Linked DNA regions of Homo sapiens: region 2 is linked to region 1. Evidence: read pairs that join two places in POLR2A ChIA-PET (ENCODE). Cell type or tissue: A673. All regions are shown on one strand. Each heading gives the region's core, and the rest is flanking DNA. Links, peaks and the distances in the headings are about the cores only.

What was found. ChIA-PET counts read pairs that join two places held together with the same protein. Peaks named below come from ENCODE experiments on the same cell type or tissue, not always from the same donor. Only the 100,000 strongest peaks of a DNase experiment are listed, where the experiment ranks them.
Region 2: POLR2A ChIA-PET joins it to region 1 with 8 read pairs; 2 of 35 experiments call an interaction of 5 or more read pairs at or near these places.

What each region holds. Positions count from the first base shown.
Region 1 is chr1:61,158,570-61,166,468 of GRCh38, forward strand. The region is part of intron 2 of NFIA (nuclear factor I A); the gene reads left to right. Among named protein-coding and RNA genes, the nearest start is that of NFIA, 80 kb to the left of the region's middle. In A673, for the core only: no CTCF peak of the experiment used is centred there; a DNase peak (open chromatin) is centred at 4,172; H3K27ac peaks cover 1,325 bases.
Region 2 is chr1:61,369,196-61,376,413 of GRCh38, forward strand. The region is part of intron 6 of NFIA (nuclear factor I A); the gene reads left to right. Among named protein-coding and RNA genes, the nearest start is that of NFIA-AS1, 120 kb to the left of the region's middle. In A673, for the core only: no CTCF peak of the experiment used is centred there; no DNase peak of the experiment used is centred there.

The sequences.
Region 1 (7,899 bases), core at 1,249-6,248:
GCACTGTCTCAGTATTCTGGTTTCTATTTAACAGAGAATCTCAATGGAAGAGATTGATTTGAAAAGTTGAAGGAAAAATCGTGCATACATGTTTCAAAACTGTGGTCTTACAGTAACCACAGAGTTAATTCTTGGTTGACTTTATGTCGCGAGAGGGGTTGATTTGCTGTCATTAGAGAAATTGGTCTGTATAACACTTCCTGTATGTGAAGAAATGCAGTTGTCATCATGCCTAGACCATTAAAGCAGTATTTAAATACTTCCAGTTGTGAGGAGCCATGCATTTATTTTGGTTATTTTCCCAGGTGTCTTAGGAGCAGCTGTTTTGTGCTTTACTGAACTTAATAGTTGAAGAATGTGGGAAAGAAATGGTGTACTTTCTGGGTAAAGTATTTTAGCCACCCTGGAGTAGTTGCATTGCATCTTGATCTTTTTTCATCTTGGTAGAATTATACTGTAACTAATTGAATCCATTGATCACTGTCTTGTTTTTTTTCCATCTTCTTCTCCGAGGATTCATTTCATAGGGGTCTATACATCAGTCAAGAAAATAGCTACCGAGGAATTACCGAGACTAGTAATAAAGGTAATTTAACCTAGTTTAATATTTTTTTTAAAGGCAAAACACTGTAAACATTTTTTACCTGGTGAGAGTTAACTTCTTAATTAGGCCATGTTGGAAAACAAATCAAAAAGACACTTACTGGTAGTTTTCAGAGAGTGAGAGAAAAAAAGAGGCAAGAGAAAGCATTGATCTTGGAATTAGATGACCTGGTTTCTAGGCCTATCTACCCCAATGCTTTTCAAACTTCAATGTGCATACGAATCAACTGGGGATCTTGTTAAACTGCAGAGTCTGAATCAGTATGGTTGCAGTGGGCCTGAGATGCTGCATTTCTGACAAGCTCGCTGAGACATCCCTGCTGTAGAACCTCTGACCACACCCTGAGTAGCAAGGGTCTGCTTTACCACTTAGCTAACTTTGTGGCTTTGGGTATACTGTTTAACAACTCTGCATCTCAGTTTCCTAATCTATAAAATTGGGATATTAATCTTTGTTCTGCCTACCTCATTGGGTTGTTATGAGAATAAAATTAGATAATGTAGATGCTTTTTTTTTTTTTTTTTTTGAGATGGAGTCTTGCTCTGTTGCCCGGGCTGGAGTGCAGTGGCTCGATCTCGGCTCATTGCAACCTCTGCCTCCCGGGCTCAAGCAGTTCTCCTGATTCAGCCTCCCAAGTAATTGGAATTACAGGCGCCTGCCACCATGCCCGACTAATTTTTATATTTTTAGTAGAGACGGGGTTTCACCATGTTGGCCAGGCTGGTCTCAAACTCCTGACCTCAGGTGATCCTCCTGCCTCGGCCTCCCAAAGTGCTGGGATTACAGGCGTGAGCCACCGCGCCCGGCCTGTAGATGTAATTTTAAAGTGTCAAATAAGCATAAGGCAGCAAGGACATTTGTTTATAGATACAGACATTCTTTGGATACCTTTCATCAAATCAGTGTGGGCTGTTCTTTAATAGGAGGGGCCTGGAACTGTGAGGCAGGAGAAGGGAACTGGAATCCCTGCCTCCCTAGTACCCATTCTGTGCCTTTGGCCAAATCATCTCCCCTGGTCCCCTGTTGCGTCATCTTTAAAATAAGGGCTTGACCTAGGTTAGTGCTCTTAAAGGGTAGTTGCAAGACTAGCAGCATCAGCATCACTGGGAAACTTGCTAGAAATGCAGGTTAGATTCCTAGCCCCTTCCGAGACCTGGTGAATCAGAAACTCTGGGAATGCAGTCCAGCAATCTGATTTCTAATGAGCTCTTCAGGTGATTCTGATGCAGCTAAATTTTGAGAAACTTTCTGAAGTGTCATCCAACTTTGAAATGAGATATTTAAGCCTTCTCTTTATAGGTTCAGCCAACAGAGAGCCTATCTGTGTGATCTCTAGACACTTTCCCATCTCCCAGGTAGAGGAAGATTGGGGAATTGAACCTTCTGTGATTGTATTGCATTGAGCATGTGGTAAGGAGGACTGAACTTGGACGGTTAAAACCTCACCTCTCTGGAACTCGGAATAGATTATAATTGCATTGACTTACACTGGTCTAGCTTATCCAGTTTTGGGGCTGCTTTAGTAGCCCACAAACGCTGACTAATGCAGATGACTGTACACACTGAGAAAGTTCTCTTCCATTTTAGTTTCCTCCTTACTCTCTTCCTGTTCCCCGAATGGTTGTCATCATGATATAGCACCAAGTCACATTTTATAGACTTTTCAATAACTTTCTAAAGTTGATCACAATCTAGATTATTTGCATTGTTGTGAGATGAGGGAAACTGAGAAAGTAAAATACATGTTTTGTTTTGTTTTGAGACAGAGCCTCACTCTGTTGTCCAGGCTGGAGTGCAGTGGCACAATCTCAGCTCACTGCAACCTCTGCCTCCCAGGTTCAAGTGACTCTCCTGCCTCAGCCTCTTGAGTAGCAGCGATTACAGGCACTCGCCACTATGCCCAGCTAATTTTTGTATTTTTAGTAGCGATGGGATTTCACCATATTGGCCAGGCTGGTCTCGAACTCCTGACCTCAAGTGATCCGTCCACCTTGGCCTCCCAAAGTGCTGGGATTACAGGTGTGCACCACCGTGCCTGGCAGTACATGTTTTTCTTAAAGTCATTTACGGTTACGTTTCCTTTATCTGCAGTTTTTGTTTGTTAGTTTGTACATTTGGAAATACATCTGAAAACTTACCAAGTTCAAGCGCTAGAGAGCACAATCTTTATGTACAGAGAAGACCTCCTCGATGAGGTCTAACAACTTCTGTTCTAGACACAAGTCTGATTTTTCATTCCAGAGCAGCAAATAAAGTCATAGTGGACAGCTGCTTCAGTCTGGAAACTAGAAACAAACAAGAGGTGTTAGCTGGCAGCTGAACAATGAAGAAAGACATGGAGACACTGTCCAAGAGGTCGAGATGGATAGTAGCTTGAGATCCTCTCTTTCTCTCTAGACATGCGCCATGTGCAACACACACACACACACACACACACACACACACACGCAGACAGTCTCTGACTTTCAACGGTTTGACTTTATGATGAGTTTATCAGGATGTAACTCTGTCACAAGTTGAGGAGCATGTGTTTATGTGTGTATGTGTATCCGTATACATTTACATTTATATATACACACACACACACCCCTCTATAATCCTGTATACTTAAATTCCTAAATAGTTGTTTGGGTGTTCACTATATTGGAACGCTTTAACTTGTGTTCTTAATAATATCTTTAGGAAAAGATTAAAGCATGTTTCTGCATATAATAATATTAGTAACAAATGATGGAAGATTTTGCTCCAAAATGAGTTAATGTAGAAAACAGGTAGTGATTAAAGTGGTGAATGTAAGCAATTTTGTAAATTTATAAAGTCATAGACATCTGTAGTTATGAAGGACCTCATAGATAATTTTCTCCAGTGGTTTCAAATATTATTTAAATAGGAATGTTTCCTTCAGGACCAAATCTGTGGAGAAGCTATGTACATGTATTTATTTTTTTAAGTTGAAAAGTATGCGAGTACTGGATCCATATTATTAATAACTTTGGCCCACCTGTTCTTTCTCCCAGAAGCAGCCCCAGTTGGAATCAGCCCCTAGAGCGAGGAGTCACCTGGGAAGCTTGTTACATGCAGATTCTGATTCTGTGTGTCTGGGAAGGCACCTGAGACTCTGCATTTCAGATAAACTCCTAATGTGTTAAACATGCATTGGCCACATTTTGAGAAGCAAGGCCCTGGGGGAAACTGTGCACGTAGTTCGAAAACCTTTGATGGGTTAACTTCTTCATGTTTCAAATGTGAAAAGACAGAGTTATAAATGATCTGCCAAAAGCCACATGCTTACCTGGGGTCTTGAGTCTTGGGAAGGCTGTGTTCTTTTACCCAAGGCCTGGGTGGGATGGCTGTGTCCTTACCCTTTGGGCTGAAGGAGGCATCCTAGTACCAGGGTTCCACGGGCACTATCCGTATTCTTAGTTTCTATCATGATAGATTATGCTGGGAACTTGTTCCTTTTAGCCCACTATCTGTCCCATGGAAAACAGTACTCTGAATCAGACCCCATGGAGGGTGGAACATTCTGATTAGCCAGCAAGGGCAGTTAGGCCCGTAGCTGTGGTGTCTGCTGCCACAGCAGAATGGATAAGCAGTTCTCAGCCACCACCCCCCACAACATAATCCATAAAACTCTTTCAACCTTTTTTTTTTTTTTTGCATGTCTAGTGTTTGCAAATGGAAAATGGCTGAGGAAAAACAGAGTGAAAGTTTATATAAAATATTTATACCTTAAAGATCTTTTATCTTGTGTCATTCAAGAGAGAAGTGAAAAATGTATTGGGAGTACATTATCAAGAGTACATTATAAATTTAAATCTCAGATTGAATAATATCAGCTGCTAATGTGTGGAGCTTTGGAAATGAGTCACTTTTGAATCTCAAGAACTTAACTGTACCAGGTCAGTTACACTTAAGAAGGAAGTGCCTTTTGAAAAAAGAAAAATCCTATACCGGAATAAAGACTTATACTAATGGGCATTAAAGATCAAATACTTGACATAATATTCATGTTAGAATGTAGCTACATAGGAATAAGTTGTAGGATCTGAGACACTTTATGGAATGTTTCTCAAAAACAATCAAATAATTTTGGTCTTTTCTTTGTGAAGCAATATAACCTGTGGTTACGAGTTATGTGTCTTAGAAAGACTTAGATTTGAATTCTCTGTCTGCTGCTTGTTAGCTGTGCCATTTTGGATCAGTTCTTTTCTTTGAGACTCACTTTATTTTAAAGCAAAGTTAATATACCTACCTAATTGGTTTTTTTTGTAAAGGATTAAACATCATGGTATTTGTAAAGCATTCAGCACTTTGCCTAGAATTTTATAGTTCCAGTAAATAGTAGCTATTTTTATCATTATTGTCACCATGATATTGTTTTTAGACCTAACTAGTATTGCATCATTCTTTGGTGACCTGGTGGTGTGCTATGGAAGCGAAATTGGTGTGCCTGTTGAAAAAGTTAGTAGTCAGAAAAAAAGACATACTTTTATAAGTGAGACTGTGACTATTATGCTGGACACCTGCATTCTAACTAGCAAAACAGAAAATACTTTGTTGGTTTTAATGGTGCTTTGTTTTTATACTGCATGGTATCTATTTTTGTATGCTGGGGTCTTAAAATGCTTGGAGCATCTAGAGAGGTAACTAAAGGAATGAAGTAGGCCATAGACATAGCAACAGCCCATGTCCCATTGAAAGGCCATGAGTCCCAGTTGAGGCCCCTTGGCTCTAGCCAATTGGTGCTGTGTGAAAATCTGGGCCCAGTGTTGTCAGTTCTTTTAATTTTTTCCTAAGAATCTGGAAGTGCAGATTTTTACATGAATCATAGGATGCTTTAAATAATTGCAGCTGTATCTTGAGAATGCTGTTGGCTGCAAGAAAGAAAAATTTTAGTTTAACAGTGGTCTAAACAAAGATTTTTTTTTCTTACATAGCAGTGAGTCCAGCAGTAATAGCTAGTGTTTTTATTTGCTCACTAATACCAACAAGAATTTAGACACTTTCCATTTTTCTGTCCTGACATGCTTCATTTGTTGACTTGAAAAAAAAAAGTGCTTGTCATTTATGGTTGCCATATGTATGTTGAAGGTAGGATAATGAAGGAGATACATTAGACTAGCCTTATTTATTCCATTTATCAGGAAAGTGAAAACTTTTCCAGAAACTACACAGGAGACATCCCTTATGATTTACTGGCCAAAACTGGGTCATTCTGGCTGCAAGGAAGCTTGGGAAAATGTCTCAAGCTTTCTTTTTTTTGTTGTTATGTGTTTTTTTTGTTTGTTTGTTTGTTTTTTGGAGATGGAGTATTGCTCTGTCGCCCAGGCTGGAGTGCAGTGGCGTGATCTCAGCTCACTGCAAGCTCTGCTTCCTGGGTTCACGCCATTCTCCTGCCTCAGCCTCCCGAGTAGCTGGGACTACAGCCGCCCGCCGCCACGCCCGGCTAATTTTTTTGTATTTTTAGTAGAGATGGGGTTTCACCATGTTAGCCAGGATGGTCTCAATCTCCTGACCTCATGATCTGCCCACCTCAGCCTCCCAAAGTGCTGGGATTACAGGTGTGAGCCACCACGTCCAGCCAAATGTCTCAAGCTTTCTAGCCTCTACAGTGGGAGATGGTGAAGAAGTGGGAAATCATTGTTGCACTTACTAGTGAACAGTTGCTGTCTGGCACAGCAGCTAACTCAACATGAAACCCAACTGCAGGACCTGAAGACCCTGTGGCCTGCAGTATTTATCAAAAATCTTCAGATTGGGGATTATAAAGTGAAGGTATCATTTGGGTGGAAAGGAGGAGGGTCGGAGAGGCAGCCAGTGCTTTATTTTTTTGTTTAAATGGTTTCGTATTATATATACGATAGGTCATTGCTAACAATGTGCAAACTGTTGAGGGAACATTGTATAAATTTATTTCTTGGAAAAGTTTATTTAGAGTTTTAGTGGAGAAGCTAGAGAAGAAAATACCATTTAATGTTATTTCTGTACTGCTATATTACATTTTAATATATGAATTACTCTATTTTTTAAAAATGATGGATAAACTACACTTCCCTTTAGTTGTTTTTATTCTGAGATAAATGCCTGTTTTGTAAATCATTGTTACCTGATTTTGGTAATCTCTATTAGAAAGAAATCTCTTTTTATTAATATCTGTATACTTAACTCAGACACTGGGAAATTCTTGCAAAATGCTTTACAAAAGCAGCCATTTTAAGCTGATTAAAAGTATATTCTATATGCATGTATGTAGTTGAAGTGCTACCAAACCACGTATGTATTTAGTTAACTAAACTCAAGAATCATGGAAGTTTGAAGAACTCCAAATCACAGCTAAGAATGCACTAAAGGAAAACCATATCTGTTTGACTCCAGCAAATTGACTCGTGTGATATTTTTGCTTACACCTTTCTGCAGCTTAACTGCTGAGTTAGCTGTTCTTTAATGTCCTTGACAAATTCAGGAAGTCATCACATGTAGATAAATTGAGAAAAATATTTCTGCCAATTTGGTCCTGATCATTTCTTCTTGGGGTTATAAATTTGGGTTTTCATGATCTAGATGTTAATAAAAAAGAACCCCAGATAATCTGAAGGGTTACTCCTCAATATTACTATGATAAGTTTAGGGTCTGTGAGTTGGCTGCCTACTGAGTACCTAAAAGCATGGGAACTTTTACAACATATAATCCAATACGTAATCACTTTGTCAGGCTGAGCAAGTTAGTGGAATCTTTAGTAATACTACGATAATTAAATAGTTAAGCTATAGGATAAAAGGCAAAACTGTTTTATTAGGGAAGACTATGCTTAGACAGTCTTTTAGAATGATTGAAAGGGTATATAGATATGAGAACCAGTCTGCTATTCCAAATAATCTAGTTAGGATTAAAAATAAAAATTTTGTCCAGATGCTGTATGAAAATCTACTTTATAGTAGGATTATAATTATTGCTTTGTTTTAATAGGGGACTCTTAGAGACAAGGAAGAAAAGAGTAGGGAAACCTATTTGTATAGGAAAATATAGTACATTTCCATTCAATATCTACCTATAATGTGAGAGATTATGCCAGACGCATTGAAATTGCTGTCTTTAATCTTCATCCCAATCTTATAAATTAGCTTTTGTTACCACTGTTTCCTTGATGAGGATGCCAAGTCCACACCAAATGACTTGCCTGAGATATGTATTCATTACATTTTGGAGTTGAGCTTTGAACCCAGCTCCGTCTGTGTTCCATACTCATTTCTTTTCCCTGTATCAGAAGATCCACCCACACTGGCCAACTGAG
Region 2 (7,218 bases), core at 948-5,947, 210 kb after region 1:
AGTCCTCAAGAAGTGCATATACAAAAATACAGTTTATCATACTATACTCATGGACCCAAATCTCCCCTGCCTGAAACAGACAGTTTTCTGATTTGTAGATAATAGATTGGGTAGAATACAAGCAAATAATTTACTTGGAGGGAACAAAATTAATCTGAATGGAGATTAAATTCACCAGAGGGTAGAATAACCAGAAAGTGTAGTTGGAAGAGGAGGAAGGAAAGAAAAAAGACAGAGCGATCATTGATAGAAAGATAATAGATCAGACTTACCTAAGAGTATACCATGTTTTCCTATATCTAATATTATTTAAATATTTATAGAACTTAAATTGAAGGTAGTTTTAACCATAGATATAAAGATGAAAATACTTTAGTGATCTTACTTCCTGCGTTCTATCATATAAACACAGTGTAGCTATTTTATAGACTCAAGACAAGTTGATTAACAATAAATATATATTGGCTTGTATTTTGTCACTGCTGCTGAAATTTTAAATATATAAGCGTTTTATAAGTAATAGCAATAACTGATGTTTATTGAGCACTTACTATGGGCCACACATTGTTCTAAGCTATATGCACACATATATAAATATATATGTGTGCATACATATACATTCATTTAATTTGTAAAAAAGTGATACCACTAATACTATTGTTTGCAGACTTATTTCCCTCTCTCATAGGGTCTTATATTTTTCCTACATACTGATGATTCTCTTTAAACGTTAAATAACCTAATATAGCACCATCAGTTTATATGGAAATAAAGTTCTGTGGTTTTTGGCCATCAATGTTTTTAACAAAGTAGTTTGTTAACACTCCAGAATAAGTGGCTTTTACATGGGGAATTGGGGAGAGAGGGAAGAAATAAGTCCTTGGTCTGTGCAGATCCCAGAAGTCAATCAATAGTGTGTGCAGCACGCTGCTGTGCAGCAGTTTCTCATGAGGCTGTGCACATCCCAATTGCTTTCTGCTCAGCAGAGGATTACAATAATGCCTATTTATCCAGCTCTGTCCATCCAAGGATTTTAGATACATCATAAACTCATCAATTAATCAGAGACATGGCACCCATTTCAAAATGCTGGGAGAATTACATCCTGGAAGATTACGAGAAATGCTCACGTCGACAGAGTAAATCAAGAACTATTTCCTGATGGATTCCTGAATGGCACACCAAGTACTGAAATGAAGAGGGCTGTCTCCAGCACTGATTCACAAAGTATATCTCAAGTGGAAGAAAACTTCCGGAATAAAACGTCACTTTACTTTGAAGCATCTGTTAAACTTGAAAAATTAAACTGAGGTAGAATGGCAAAGCTCATTAAATATTAATACAATTAATTGGCTTCCCTCTTCAGAGTAAAGTATCACTGACCTCCCTTTCTTAACAATTAAAACCCCTCTGAAACCTTTGGGTTTTTTAAATACAGTGTAACTTTGGTTCTTGATTCTCTGGTCTTTGTCAAGTGAGGAATTCTTCCTGTGGTCCAGCACGCTCAGCCCACTGTGGGGAACTGGCTTTCCAGACAGCTGTGAATGTTCGGTATTTATTCAGACAATACTCCCACACTTTGATGATTTACTGTGGTCCAAGCATCTTGTTCCTCATTTTGAAGAAACATTCCAGTCTGTAGGTATCGTCTACTTTGTATGTAATGAGAGGTAGTTTAAAGTTTTCATTTGCGTAGCTGGAAGTGCACTCACGTCATTAGAAATTCAAGGAATGGCAACTCAATATCCATTTCTAATCTGAAGGGTCTTCCCTGCCCCTGCCATGTTAGCCCCACCCAGAAATCACTTAACTATGATTAGCTTCCAAGATTAGTGAATTCTAGGATAGCAGGATTACTTATGACTTAATGCCAGTCAGAATTTGCCATCTGCCTTTCAGCCATTTCATGAACCCAGCAGAAGAGAGCATTTATCAAAATGGCTGTGCAACACCCCTCATGTCTTAACACTCTTTAGGGACTTATATAAGCAACACTTCATGTTCGAATGTCAAAATCCACGTGTAAGGCTTAAAAGTAGTATGGGATGCTTAAGAATGCTTTTCAGGGCCAGTTATTCTTTGATATTTATCACTTCATGGTGCTGACACCTGCTTCTAATTTTAAGAGTTCGTTCTTCCAGTGGATTTTTTTTTCCTTCAGAAATCTTATCCTCAAAAGACTTAACTAGCAATTTTTCTTTTTTTGATGTGCTTGATGTTTTGATGAGTTTGTCTATCAGCATTGAAACCTTAACATACCTTTCATTTAGAATAAAAAAAAATCTTTGTGACACACATTTATTATATTGGATCACATAAATTTTTGCCCTGGCAGTACATTCGAAGACTTTTGCAGAGATATAATTTATTAGAAATGTCATTATCTGCCACTTGGCCTACTTGATAGTTGTCTTAAGTTGACAAAAGCTATAGACATAGATAAAGTCTTCCTTGAGGGAGCAATTCAGTAAATAACTTTCACCCAATACCCTTATTTGGTTGTCTTTCACACCCAAGGGTCAGGTTGGTGGCAATTGTCATTTGAGAGTTAGTAAGTGGAAAGACAAAGACAGAGAGGAACCTAGTTTTGTCTATTGAGACACATATGGAAATAGTCCTTTGGTTTGGGTGTAGCCAGCCTAGTTGTAGTGCCCAATGTGGTTTGCTTTCTTGTTTTTATCTTGTCTAAAGACCTTTCCCTCACAAGTTTCCTCACAAGTGCTGGATAAAGTTCATTGCATGAGTAGAAGAAGCCGCAAAAGATGATATATAGCTAGCAACCCGTTCTGATTGGTCTATGAAGAGTTGCCTGTATAAAATTGGATCCTTGTGTTCGGTTCCAAAAAAAGGTGTGAATGTGAAGAAGAAGTGTTAAATCATGACTCCAGAGAAAATGTCGGCCATGAGCAGTTTTTAGTTTAAGTGAAAACCAAACTTTAGGATTTGGACAAATAAGATGAGGAGAAAAAAGGGTGAATCATTAACTCCAATATGAAAGGATTATGGTGATCAAGTTTCACCCAACTTGAATAAGAAACCCAACAAAGACTATGACTGATGGAACTAACTCATTTACTTAATTGATATGCCAAACTCTGCCAAGCATTTACCCTTAGTGTCAAATAAGTAATTTTTAATAAAATATTTCTAAGATATGAAGACAGTTAAGAAAATAGCATGCTTTTTAATAATTGTACTCATAAGTAAATGGATCATTACATTGTCACAAAGAATGACAGTGAGCAGAAACAGCCTGCTAATCCCTCTTAGATAAGTATTTAACATAATTAGACAGACACCATCTCTTCTGTTGAATGTAGCATTAATCATTAGAAGTGCAACTTTACACAGCATACTTGTTTCTGATATGTCATTGTTGTTAAAAAAAAAAAAGCAAACTATTTTGTCAGATACAGTGCTTCAGAAAATGACTCATGTAGTTGTGTGATTTACATAAATACAGTTATTTCCCTTTTTATTGTTTTTTGTTTGCTTTAATAGTGTTTAATAGTAGTGTGGTCCTTTTACATCCATGAAGCTGCATTTGAGGTAAGTGGTTCATACATTTTGTTTTGCAAAATATCAGTATAGTGAACATACTTGAATTTGAAGTATTTTTAAGCTTTGAAGGGATCTTTTGGCTCATCTACCTAAACTGAAGGCACAACTCTTTCAGAGAAAGGTTTTCTTATAAGGAATGGGCTAGAAGTTTTCTGCATTAAATAAGAGCTGAAGAGAGAACCTCTTTCTATTAAAAATTTGAGGTTAAAATGATGGAATGTATTGCCCTCTTCCAGTATTCATAAGCACTACCTTTAAAAAAATTCATTTTCTTTTGCTGTGTAGCTTCTAGCTTGAACTATGAACTACGGAATACTTATAAAGTGATAGCAGCTCAATTCATTGCACAACGCTAGCTTCCCACTTTCTCTGTGATTCAAAGGCCTTCGAAGGCAAAGAATGGGGTTATTGAAGGATGGCAGGCAGATTTCACTAAGTAACAGGTGGAGGTCAAAGCAGTTTATTTGTGGGATGAACAGAGTGCAGAGATGAAAAAGCAAATGCTTTGCCATAATAAGATTTAGCAAGAAAATGCTGACAACACGAAGCCTTAGATTCTAGCTGACAGAACCTTTTCTCGTGTTCATTACTTGATTTCACAGTTCAAGCAATTTGAAGAGGGCTAAAATTTTCTTTCTTTTTCCCTTATGAAATGTTTCAATCAGTTTCAAATTTTTACTTTAGCTGGGTTCTCTGCTTGTATCCAAGGAACACTGGAATTAATAGAGCTCCAGCACAGGCGTATCCCAAACATGGACCCTCACAGACTATGCATCTCTTTCAAATTAAATTTTATCCATAGGACCCTTAAGCTCTAGCTCTCTATCATGTTTTAACTGACAGAAGAGAGTATATTTAAGTAAATACTAAAGTTCACATCATCAAGGCTAATGTTATATGCCAACGAAAGTATTCATAAGGGTGTTAACCAAGCTTGAACACTGAGTTACTTCCAGCTTGTTGGAGATGGAGAGGAAAAGCTTTCATTTTTTTCCCATTATACAGTTCTATATTTGTACAGTGAATATGTTTCGCTTTTGGAAGTTAAAAAAAAAAAGACTAAACATGCTGAACAATACAAAATAAGGTTTATCTACTGTTGTACAGCATGACCAAAAAAGTAAAAAGTTATTTGGTATCATATCATAGAGACCAGAGCTGTCCAATAGAATTTTCTGCAGTGATAGAGATGTTCTGTGTCTATACTATCCAGTATTCTAACCATGAGCCACATATGGCTACTAAGCCCTTGCAATGTGGCTATGCTGAGCAACTTAATTTTTAAATTCATTTAATTTTAATTAATTTAGATTTAAGTAGCCACATGTGGCTAGTAGCTACCATATTGGGCAGGGCAGATATAAGCCAAACATATGTATGATTGAGTTTTTTACTATTCAGCTGGATATCTAAGGAGAATGAATAAAACATTATGCTATTTTATACTATATGTATTGTTTATGCAAAGAAATAATTTGGTTTTCTCAGAAATGTCTTCTTTATCCTCAGTCCTTCTGTGAATGCGTATAATTGCTATGTTGAGCTAAAATCAGTCCTTTCCTGAACACATGGGGGGATGGGATGGCTAGGGGGCAGATGGAATGGGTAGGGAATCTCCAACCTCTTGTAAGTATATGGAGCATGTAACACAATTTTTTTTATTTCAGTCCTGTCACTGGGGTGTCTGTGTTTACCTTGAAAGGAGAGGAAATCCCCCAACTAGTCAAGAGATTTTATTTTTGGCCCAGAAACCAGATTTTTATATGACATTTTCCTTGTGTCTATTCTTTACTCTCTCTGGTTGTAAATTTTCACTCACAAATGAACATTTGGAATATATTACAGAACTCATCGTTTCTTTCCCCCTGAATAATCCATGTAATTTTTACTCCATACTCCCATTTTTTAAAAACTGAAGAAATCACTGATGTCCCCAAGCCATTTAAATTACCTGAACTTCTTTATGATGTGATAATTCTTTGGGAGTCCTTTTAGCTCATTTTCAATGGCTACATATAGAGTAAGAAGGATAAACCTCAGAAGCTATATTAACTTTCATTTATGCTCTCTATCATAAAAATGATTTTAAAACATTTTTATTGACTGAAAAAGGCTAAAAGTCAAAATAGTCTATTTTACCTTTTTATCGTTGAGTGTGCTAATCATAAAAAATTATATTAGAATGAACTCTAATGGATTTTATCATTAGGACACACATCTAACAAACGTGTGGTGTCTTCAACGACCTCCTTGTATCACGCAGCCTGTGTTTATGCTCACAAGAACAGAATGGTCCCTTAACCGTGGGATTCTTCTGTTCAGTCACAGCCTTTATTTGGCATCATGGTTAGAGATAATCTAATTACAAGGTATACTTTAAATGGTTCTAGAAAGGTCTTGTTCCTGCCTGTGGGGGAATTACTAGAGTGCAGTATAGCTCTGCATCTGGAAGAGATGTGTCTGAGTGTAAATCTGATGGTGGATGACTTGCAAAAGATGGTACTGGTACTCAGCATTCATGCTGGGCTTGAGAAATGTCACTGAAATTTATGTGGACACCATTAGTCTGATGGACATGACTGAGCTGTCTGTTCCCCACACTTAGATCTAGTGGAGTAGGGGAATCTGAATGCCTGAGTGTAAAAAAGAGTCACAAAGCAGTTAGCATCATTAAGACTTGGAATGTTTGCAAGAAGAAACATGTTCAAGTGTCATTAATAGTTCAGATTTAAATCAGCTCATGATAGGTTTGTATTGATAAGATACATAAGTAGTACTCCCCCGCGCCCTCACCCAGAAGTAGGGATCTTGGTAGCATGGTACACTGAAAGGAGCAAGAGCTTTGGTTTCCTGGGTTCAAATCCTGGCTCCTCCACTCACTGATTGTGTAGCCTCTCACCTTCTTAAGGACTGCACTGCCTCAGGCACCCTCTCTTCTCTGAGTCATGGCTTTCTGCCTGTCTGCTGGACCATTCCCATCAGTAGACAAGCATGCTGGACTCTCTCCCACCTTCAGAAAGCTATCCCTTGCTTCCCTCCCTCTTCCTGTAGCCACTACCCTATTTTTCTGCTCTCCTGTGCAGATTCCTCCTTCGTTTCATGGAAGTTGACTACACCATTTCCCCTGTTTCTTCACTTCCCATTGATTTTATAAACCATGCTATCCTGTCTTCTATGTGCCTCACTCTCCTGGAACTCACTTTTCAAGACTGTCAGAAACATTCATGTTGCCAAATCCAGTGGACCCTTTTCTGTCCTCATTATACGTGATCTCTCAGTGGCATTCAACTCAGTTGATTGCAGCCTTCTCCTTGAAACACTTCTTAGTTTCTATAAAGATATACTCTCCAATGAGTTAAATGCCTCAACTTAGTTGCCTGTTTAGATGCTGACTTTAGACACTCGGGGGCCTTCCTTGATTTTTACACATTACTGAATTCTAAATAATTGTGTGTGTGTTATAGCCTCTGGTTAAGTGAGCTATTTATTACTGCATTGTAATATATAGTCTAGGCTTGGACACTATCAACAAGTCTTAAGAGAAGAATTTTTGTCCTTTCTTGTTATAGATAGATAACATGGTTTGCAGGAGGCTTTATAGAAAAAGCAACTTGTTGAATAGGCAAGAGGCCTATAGTAAATATAAAACATTTATAT